Regions from separate parts of the Homo sapiens genome. Here region 1 is linked to region 2. Evidence: chromatin loops called from intact Hi-C (ENCODE). Cell type or tissue: ascending aorta. All regions are shown on one strand.

Region 1 (5,000 bases), 65 kb before region 2:
CTTGAACCCGGGAGGCAGAGGTTGCAGTGAGCTGAGATCGTGCCACTGCACTCCAGCCTGGGCGACAGAGTAAGACTCTGTCTCAAAAAGAAAATACTCATATGTTATTTCCCTGTGTGGCTTCTCCGTGTTTGGAGGATGCTTTGGGGGTGTCATTACTCAGAATGGTTGACTTTTGACTTCTCTCTCCCACCTTTGTTATCCTGCTCCTTGTCCAGATCCTGCCTTTGGTTCCTTTTTCTCCCTCTATGATGATAAGGGACTTGGAACTTGATAAGGGAAAAGTTTTCGGTAAATAGCGCTGAACTTCATCAGTTGTGTAAAACAAAGTGTCCACTCCCCTTCTAAACCTACAGGGTTATTCAGTCTCAGTCCTGCTTTGAATTTTATACAAAGTATATGTCCCAGTGGCTCTTACATATCTGAGCAGTCTTCTTTCTCACAGATGTCACTGGAGTGCAGGTCCATGCTTTACTGTGTATAGCAGAAAGCACAGGTCCATGCTTTACTGTGTATAGTTCTTTATGACTGTGTGGCAAATAACCACAAACTCATAATCTTAAAACAAGACTCTTATTAACTCACAGTTCTGTAGTTAAGGAGTTAAGTATGGCATGACTGGTTCCCTGCTCAGGGTATCACAAGATTAAATCAAGGTGTTGGCTGAACTCAGTTTTATTTTAGAAGCTCTGAGGAAAAAAAATACTTTCAAGACATTTGTTAGCACAGTTCAGTTCCTTGTGACCATAGGACTGAGGTCCCTATTCCTTGCTGGCTGTCAGCCAGCTGTCTCCCAACATCTAGTGATTGAGCATGTGGCACTTTCCATCTTCAAGCCAGCAATGGCATGACAAATTCATCTGTCCCTTCAAACGTCTGATTTTCTCTTCTACGGCTGCCAGATAAAACTCTCTGCTTTTATTTTTATTTATTTATTTATTTTTATTTTTTTTTGAGATGGAGTCTCGCTCTGTCGCCCAGGAGTGCCGTGGTGCAATCTTGGCTCACTGCAAGCTCCGCATCCCAGGTTCACGCCATTCTCCTGCCTCAGCCTCCTGAGTAGCTGGGACTACTGGCGCCCACCACCAAGCCTGGTTAATTTTTTGTATTTTTAGTAGAGACGGGGTTTCCCAGTGTTCACCAGGATCGTCTCGATCTCCTGACCTTGTGATCCGCCCGCCTCGGCCTCCCAAAGTGCTGGGATTACAAGCATAAGCCACTGCACCTGGCTAACTCTCTGCTTTTAAAGGGCTCAGGTGATTAGTTCAGGCCCACCCAGGTGATTCCCCTATTTTAAGGTTTGTTGCAACTGTGCAATGTAACATAATCTAATCACAGGAGTGAATTCCACGAAATTCCCAGTCCTGGGGATTATGCATGGGATTGCTCAGGGGATAGGAAGTTTTAGGAGCCATTTTAGATTGTAATTCAGGTAAAGATGTTTTGGACTAGGCATTTGTAGTCAGCACAGAAAGATGTGGATAGATTTGAGATATATGTGAAAGCATAACTGATGAGATTTTTATGATTGATTCAATCTGGGTTGAGATAAGAGGTCAAAGATGATGCCCAGATTTATGACTTGAGAAACTTGATGAGTCTTGGTACCCTGTGGAAGCAACCTCTCTTTTAAAAGGATTCGCTGAATAAATCTTCCACTTTTCTATTACCAACTTCTATCTCTCTTTTGCTTTACTCTTCGACAGGTGAGAGTGATATATTGAAAATGAAATTTTTATTGCTGAAGAAGTACACTAAAATAAATATGCATTTATGTAAAGTTTCAGTAAGAGAATATGCAAATAGGGATGAATTTCTGAATGGTCCACTTTGTACTCACACTGTTCTCCCCATGATCTAGAATAATGCTTGGCATGCAGTAAGTGCTGTCTCTATTTATGGAGTGAATACATAAATGAGTGATTGCTAATAACAATGAATGTTAACAAAACCTCAGTGAGGAGTGAACCCAGGTGACATCAGGAGTGACTTTCAGATGGAATCTCAGGTGTGATTTCATGGGAGAAGCTGCTCTCCCATCCCTGTCCTCCCGACTGACTTCTGTTTTCTTACAATGTGTGCTGGAGTCCTGAGATCCTGGGAGCCAGGCAGTGGGAGAACCCCTTCTGGGCATCCCTTCATCGCTCTGCTGACTGGCTCCAAGCCAAGCAGGCAGTTTCCCAGAAACAGGGCTTGGCAGGCCACCAGGGGAAGGTCATCGAATCTTGCCTTGGCACCTGTTAGATAGGGTTGGGAAGCTTGAAACGCATTCCTCTGTATGCATCACTCTTTCCCAACTGACAGGAGCATTTTAAGATGATGGTTTTTCCTCAGCTGTGAAAGTAAAAGTGCTTAGTTGGCACAGCTTTCACGTCTAATGCAGAAGCAGAAGAAAGGGAAGGAAGTCACTGTGTGTTACATCCAGATGCCTGGAAACGAGACTACAGGTGTGGCTTAGCTCACAGGTTATGCAGTGGCAGCAGTTTAAGCAAAGCTTCTGGCATTCTCTAAAACAAAAGTCTACTAACAAGGAAACAAAACCCTGATTTTTAAGATCTTAAAAACCATTAAAGGGAAGAAGCAGCTTTAATTAAACCCATATCATAATCATCAGGACTTTAAAATCATTGCTTTTCTCATCCAGAGGTTTACTCTGATTAAGGGGAAATAATTTTGCCATAGGTCCAGGGTGCCAGAGAGGAGCAGTTTTTCCATTGTCCTATTACATAGGCATCTTTAATAGGTTTGTTTATATTCCACTGCCACCACCAACTTTCCCACAGGGAATTTTTGGGAACGTTGCATTCTAGCACAATGCACCTTCCTTTATTCTAAACAAGTGTCTAGAATGATTCAACATCAGGAATGAAAATATGTAGTAAAAACATTTGCAACAACACTAACATAGATAATTGTGCTCCAAGGGTTAGTCATCTGCAGTTTATTTCCCCAACTGTGAATATTCCTGCTTTTCCTGCTGGCTCCTTGACTAGGGAGAATCCTCTGATCCCTCTCTTTTAAATACATATCTTTCTCTGGTTCGATTTCTCTTGCCTGTGTTTCCGACTTTAAACTTTATTTTTACATCCAAGATTTTATACATCGTTATCTGAGAAATACAAGAGTCTATGTTCTTGAGCAGTGTGGTTGATTCCTGGTGCATGGTGTCACATACTTTCTCCTAGTTATTCAAACATGAATCCAGGGGCTGCAGTGAAGGGATTTTGCAGATGATATTATGATCCCAAATTAGCTGACCTTAAAATATGGATATCATCTGAGTGGGCCTGATATAAACACGTGAGTCACTGAAAAGCAAGGAGACTTCTCTGGCTAGTCATAAATGGGGAAGTCAGAGAGGACACTCTAGCTGGGCTGGAAGAAGCCACAAACACCCATGCCCTGAGCAGCCCACAGGGGCCATGAGGCAAAGAATAAGGGAGGCTCTAGGAACTGAAGGTAGTCTCCAGCTGACAGCCAGCAAGGAAACGGGGCCCCAATCCTACAACCACAAGAAAATAACACTTTCCCACAATGAATGCACTTAGAAGAGAACCTTGATCCCAACATGAGAATCACAGACCCAACCAGCACTTTGATTTTAGTTGAGTGTAAAGCTAAGCCGAAAACCCAGCCATGCTGCATTGGATTTCTGACCTACAAAAACTGTAAGATAATAAATGTGTGCTTCTTTAAGCTGCTAAATTTATGGTAATTTTTTACCAAGAATAGAAAATTCATAGTGGCAGCTAAAAATCCACATATTTAAACATGAAGCAGGGAAGAGGAAAATACTGATACACTAGTTGGAAGAAAAATGAGTGGAATATTAGTGTTTACTACTAAAAACATAGCTCAAGGCTACTCCTGCCACATAAGACCAGCGTTCTTCTAGTCACCTGACTGGTGAGAAATGAATCTAGTGGAGCATATTCGTTCATTCATAGAATATTGATTCAGGACCGACTAGTTATATGGGACTCACTTGGCTTACTTTTATGGTGATAGAGAAACATTTAGGTAAAAAGGTAACTGCATTTTTTTGGTTCAAAAGAAATTTGAAAAGAAATTTAGAGACAGTAACATAGAAAAAGCAGGTGTTCTAACTTAACATATCTGAATGAAGGATACCTTTAAAATATTTCAATTACTAGAAAAAGAGTATGTTGAGAAACTCTGACAGCCGAGATATAATTATAGACCTTTTCTCCTCTTTGCCTTTTAAACAAAATTTTAATTAAATTTTAGTTGATATGACTAATGGAAAGAAAATTCAGGCTGTAACCAGTAGGACTAAAAGATGGTGCAATGTTAGCTGTGGGTGTAGGATAGAATATTCCCTTGCCTTCTTAATTTTGTTCCTACTATTAAACAGGAGGGATTAGATATTTCTGATTTATTTCTCTTGTTGTCCTTTGTTGTTCATGATTTTAGGGCTGCATTTCATTGACTCCAAAGTAATTTCTGAAAAAAAAAAAGATCTGCTGACATTACAGGGTATCTGGATCATTAACCACGTCAATGCTGACCAAGGAAATAATGTTATGGTAGAAACAGCTATTTGTCTAAAATAAAGGCTGAGATGATGCCATTTTATATATCCTTATAAGAGTTTATGGGGTATTAATTTTTGTGGAAAGTTAACAAAAAATCTGGAAGCTGAAGAGAAGACTACTGATTAGAAAGGATTATTTAAAATATTATTTGTATTCTTTGTTCTGCTCCATTCCTCCTAGAATATCAAATAATCAACTTGGTGTCCCCTAATTTTTTAGAAACACTCATTCTTTTATTCTGTTAGAGAATGTGCTAGTTACATCATGGGGAAGGTATGGCAGGGTACAAAGATGAATGGTAAGGGGAAGAAGCGATTTGGAAAGGAGAACCCTTTGACTCAAAAAGAAGATGGGTTTTTTACAAGTGTGTTTTTGTTTTTGAGAAGGAGTCTCACTCTATCACTCAGGCTGGAGTGCAGTGGCACGATCTCAGCTCACTGCAAT
Region 2 (5,000 bases):
CCGGACTATACATGTTAGATGAGGCTCGCAATAATATGATGAAAGAAAAACAAAAGCTCACATACAATAAACACACTAGATAACTTTGCTGGAAAACTTTGTCCTACTGCTTAATTTAGTAGAAGAGACAAGTAGCTTTGGACAAATGCCACTAATAAGGTGTCCTCTAAGAAAAGCGGACCATTTTCAAAAAACAAAACAAGAAAACACTTTGTTCAGGTCTACGCTGATTTGAAGACACCAGTTATTGCATTCTTATTACTTCCTTTGCAGTTTTCTTTCTTTGACTTACACACACACACACACACACACACACTCCCACACACACACACTGCCATAAAACTATAACATTTCACAACATCTTAGACTTTCAAATTAAAAACAGCTGAAACCGGAGGTGGAGGAGCTAGGAGGGTGGGCAGGAGAAATTTATCGGGTGCCCATGTGGGGGTGGGGGTGGGGGCGACAGTGAAATTCCACCCAGCAAGTTATGCCACTGCGACAGAAGTCAGAGAGTTCAGTTTCATAGATTCAATTGTACCTTACCTGGTTTTGTAGTTAAATGCACCAACATGCCCCTTAATTCTTCCTCTGAAGTACTACATATGCTGAAAACTATAGTATTTGACCTTACACATTTCCAAACAAACTCCAAAGTAACCTTTAACTTCAATAAAAAGCTGTGTTCATTCTTCCCCTTGTGCTCAACACACAGCAATCTAATACACCTCATCATGTGGTCCGTTACCATGGTAGCAATGAATCCAGCTGCTGAAATACAAAAGACTGACAAAAAGTTGCTTTTTTCCCCTCCACCCACCCTGACAAAGTCAGATTTTTTTTTCTGTATGACAAGTCTAATTTGAATATGCTTCTCTTGCTGACTCAACTTCATGAACAAGAAAAAAATAACAGAAGTATAAGAATAAAAGGTTTCCCAACTAACTAATGAAATATCTCTATGCATTTTAAGTCACCATTAATCTTTTGAAATACTGATCATTATCTACTACATCAGCCAACTAAATATTTTTAAATGTCAGTTACTAACTCAATAGGAAATGCAGCAATAATCCCACAGCTCCTTTAGAAACATTAAAAAATGCAGTAATGTATTCAGTAAACACAGATGCTGAAAACACTACATCAGTGTATGAAGGGCTAGTTTCAAAGTGCTTTTTTTCTAGAGCAAACTTCTAATCACAGCTTAGATGTGGGAGGTAAAATTCTTCATTTTCTTTTCATCAAAACCCTGTGTTTAACTGTTATTTAAACAGATTTCAGTTCTTTTAAAATTTATCATTTAAATTTAAAGCAGGCAACACAGCCTGCTGGAATCGATCAGGCTATATTTGCTGAGGTGGGGAGGGCTCTATATTAAGAGCAGCAGTCTTGGATTTGAAACGATACAAACTCTGAGCAATCCTGGGACTCCCCAAACCAATGGCTATGTAGTTAGGATTTAAGGAATCACCTTCAGCGCATTACCAGTCCTTTAGGGAAAAGCTGAAGGAGTCCCAGGTGACTGGAGCTTCCCCGCTTGCCAGCATGTCAGCATGGTCCTTCCTCCCACCATGGTACATTAATCAGCCAGTGGGTGCCCCCGTCCTCCAGGGATGGCTACTTCATCCCTCAGGCCTCGCATAATCACTCTGCTCTTGCACAACCTTCCTTATTTCCCAAACTTAGCTTACATTTCACAATAATTTGTTTGCATATCTATCTTCTCTCTTTAGAGATGGACTCCCAGAGGAACAGGAACATTGTCTTACTCATCTTTCTCTACCAAGTAACCATCAAAAGACTTGGCACTAGGTAGGGCTACTTCTTCAATGGATAAAGATGGCATCTGAAAGCTTTCCCTCAACTCCTCCAGGACTGTCTTCAGAGCATGGCTTGCTGTGGTTAAACCCTTCAGAGATCTGCACAGAATTTTTCTTAGTACATCACATCACAAAGAGAGGCAAGGCAGAGGAGTTCTTAAGAAGAGCAATTGTGGAATCAAGCAGATGCGGATTTGAAATCTGGCTCTAGCCCATACTACTTTTGTGATCTTGGATAGGTTACTTAACCTCTCTAACCCTCAGTTTACTCTTCTGTAAAATTCCTACTTTAACAAGGAATGGAAATGGATTAAATGAGATAGTCCAAGGGAAGCACCAAGCTTGAAGCATACTAAATGCTCAATAAATTCTGGCTAGTATTATTTAGTCAATATGTGATTTTTGAACAAGAGGGACCATGAGAAAGCTGACTGGCACGTGACTTCCCTTTGCTGAATAAACTGTCATTTTCAACAAGATGTGCATTAACAATCCTATGTTTCCTAACATAGGTTTACATAACAACACAGCATAAATATAGAGACCTTTTTAGGCAAAGAGCAAGGGCTGCTTGCTCCAACCTACAAACCAGCTAGGAGCAACTGATCAGTCAGAAGGTTAAGCATATTTCTAGTATGAAATGGACTGTGGGAAGAATGTTAAACATGGTAGTTAATTTTTTTCATCTTTAAATATGGAAGAAAAACACAAGTACAGCAGTTCATTGTGGTATTCATTTTGGATTCTTAAAAAATGGTCTATATGTTATTTGTTAATGATACTTTCTCAAATTAAGATGAACTGTAAAGAATCTTCATCATAAAGGGCTTTAAAATATAAATTATATACATAGATTACATTTCTAGTAATTAACCAATATTGTGTCAATAGAAGCCTTTACAAGGTCACCTTGATCTCTAACAAGTACTGTAAACTGCTCACCAGTGTAGACTTTTAGCTGCTTCTCTCCATCGTAATCAAATTCAGGAAATTACCTGACACCAAAGCCAATGGTATAGGAAAATTAGCATTAAAATCCCTTTGAAGAATATGGTACAAAGAAGCAGCCAGGGGTTAAAAAAGCCTGTGGTAGAAAAAAACAATTTTATTTTTCATTGCAGGAAGTTACCAGAAAGAATAAAGTGAATGTTGCACATTGCAAGATTTCTCTATCATTAAAAAGTAAGTAAGAAAGAAAAGCCCCACAACAAATCAGTTGGGATGATTAAAATAGCTTTGGCACTGCTCCAACCTTGAAAAATCCTTCAGCGCGGTGACTCATGATGATCCAATCCAAAAAAATGTGTGAGGCCGACCAGGCAAAAAGGCAAGGAGCAGCTACACCGGAAAATTAGCACTCCCTAATCCTCTTCAAAACAGTTGATGAAGGAGAGACTATTTGAATAATTTGAACCCCAATTTGAATAATTCATACCTATTCTCATGTGTGGCTGGCTGAATAGAGACTCTCACTGACTGCATTCATTTCATCAGGAGTGTTTACCTTGTACATTTTTTTCCCCTGGAGATTGGTTATGTGGCCATTACACGTATCTAATTGTTTTTCATTTTGTAAATGTAAGAGCTTATCATTTATCTAGTTAAGGTACACTGTTACTAGAGCATTTAATATGATTGATTGCCAAACAGAAGGTGCATCCTTTGTCAGATGTTAAAGTGACTGTTGATTCTTTAACCCCTAGGGAATACGACGCCAGTATATTTGGTTTCACAAAGTTTTAAATCCCCTTTTGCAAATGTTAAAATTAAACTTCCCCCTCATGTGAACAAAATATGCAACATAATCTGTGCTCTTGTGACCCACTTAATTTCATATGAAGAATTCAATCACTTAGAAAAAGTTTTTGAGACATAGGTAATGATGCTTCAGAAGGTACCCCAGGAAGTCAATTTGCCAAATCCTAGTCCCATAGAAGCAGGAGGGAGCTTCAAAGTTATATGCTTCACTGCCCTCTCTTCAGATGTGAGAGCACCTAATTTCCTACAAACTCAAGGTAACAACATGGGCTCAGAAGTCACGCGCTTAAATTAAGCAACATGGCTGCAAAAAACGTTGATGGCCAATGTTAATGAAATTAAAACAAGCAAAACAATTTGAACCTCTGAAAATGCAATTTTCACATCATAGTTAAAAATTATTATTTATTTTTTCATACCACAAAGTGCTTTATTGTTAGGGCACTGGTTTAAATTAAAAAAGAAAGTGTGTTGACAGCAACAAAAAAAGATTGTGATCTACTGAACAATTTTTGCAAGCACATTGTTTCTTGGGCCACTTTGAGCAGCTGACCTAAAAAATATTAATCGGATTAGTATCTATTCTGCTCATAAAAATTTCTTATGAAAGAACAAGTCTGTTGCAAGCCATCTCAATTTATACAATTTAATATCAAGATATTCTATTTTACCCTTAAGATATTTCAAACATGCACTTTTCCTTTGAATTGTAACAATGGGGCTATAAATAATAAGGATTTCTTTATGTTTTTCTTCTGTGAGTACATCACAGAAAATATCCGTTTTTAAATAACACTATGAAATTGATGGCTCCATATCTTACAGATAACCTATTGTGAACTCTGAATCATTTTGCCATATCATTTTTGGAAATTTATCCTCAAGCCTCTGTTTTTGTATTTTTTCATGTGTTTAAAAATTATAATTATATACTTATATTCTGAATGTATTCTTAGTGAAAAATACGTTGGTTTTTAAACTTAATAATAAAAACTTGTAACTTTCCATGTTCTCATGAAAAGATAATGTTACATGTCCATTGTAGAGAAGTTGAAAAATACAGAAAACATTTGTGAAATAATATTAAAAGCACTTATAATTCAACTATCAGAAATAACAAGTATCAACATTTTGATGTATTTCTTCATACATTAAAAATTCATGGCTGGGAGCGGTGGCTCATGCCTGTAATCCCAGCACTTTGGGAGGCCGAGGCGAGTGGATCACCTGAGGTCGGGAGTTCAAGACCAGCCTGACCAACATGGAAGAACCCCGTCTCTGCTAAAAATACAAAATTAGCTGGGCATGGTGGCGTATTGCCTGTAATCCCAGCTACTTGGAAGGCTGAGGCAGGAGAATCGCTTGTACCTGGGAGGCGGAGGTTGCGGTGAGCTGAGATCACGCCACTACACTCTAGCC

Evidence for each region. A loop is a pair of places that touch in the nucleus more often than their neighbours do. Peaks named below come from ENCODE experiments on the same cell type or tissue, not always from the same donor. Only the 100,000 strongest peaks of a DNase experiment are listed, where the experiment ranks them.
Region 1: it touches region 2 in a loop (1.9-fold over the local background); 11 of 110 quality-filtered maps call a loop at or near these places.

The regions. Positions count from the first base shown.
Region 1 is chr18:34,771,436-34,776,435 of GRCh38, reverse strand. All of the region lies in intron 3 of DTNA (dystrobrevin alpha), which reads right to left. Among named protein-coding and RNA genes, the nearest start is that of DTNA-AS1, 6.3 kb to the right of the region's middle. In ascending aorta, no CTCF peak of the experiment used is centred here; a DNase peak (open chromatin) is centred at 2,155; H3K4me3 peaks cover 421 bases; H3K27ac peaks cover 454 bases.
Region 2 is chr18:34,705,992-34,710,991 of GRCh38, reverse strand. DTNA (dystrobrevin alpha) reads right to left here and starts at 694. Exons shown (of 23, transcript NM_001386795.1): 1 at 547-694. In ascending aorta, no CTCF peak of the experiment used is centred here; DNase peaks (open chromatin) are centred at 771, 1,591 and 3,091; H3K4me3 peaks cover 1,689 bases; H3K27ac peaks cover 2,777 bases.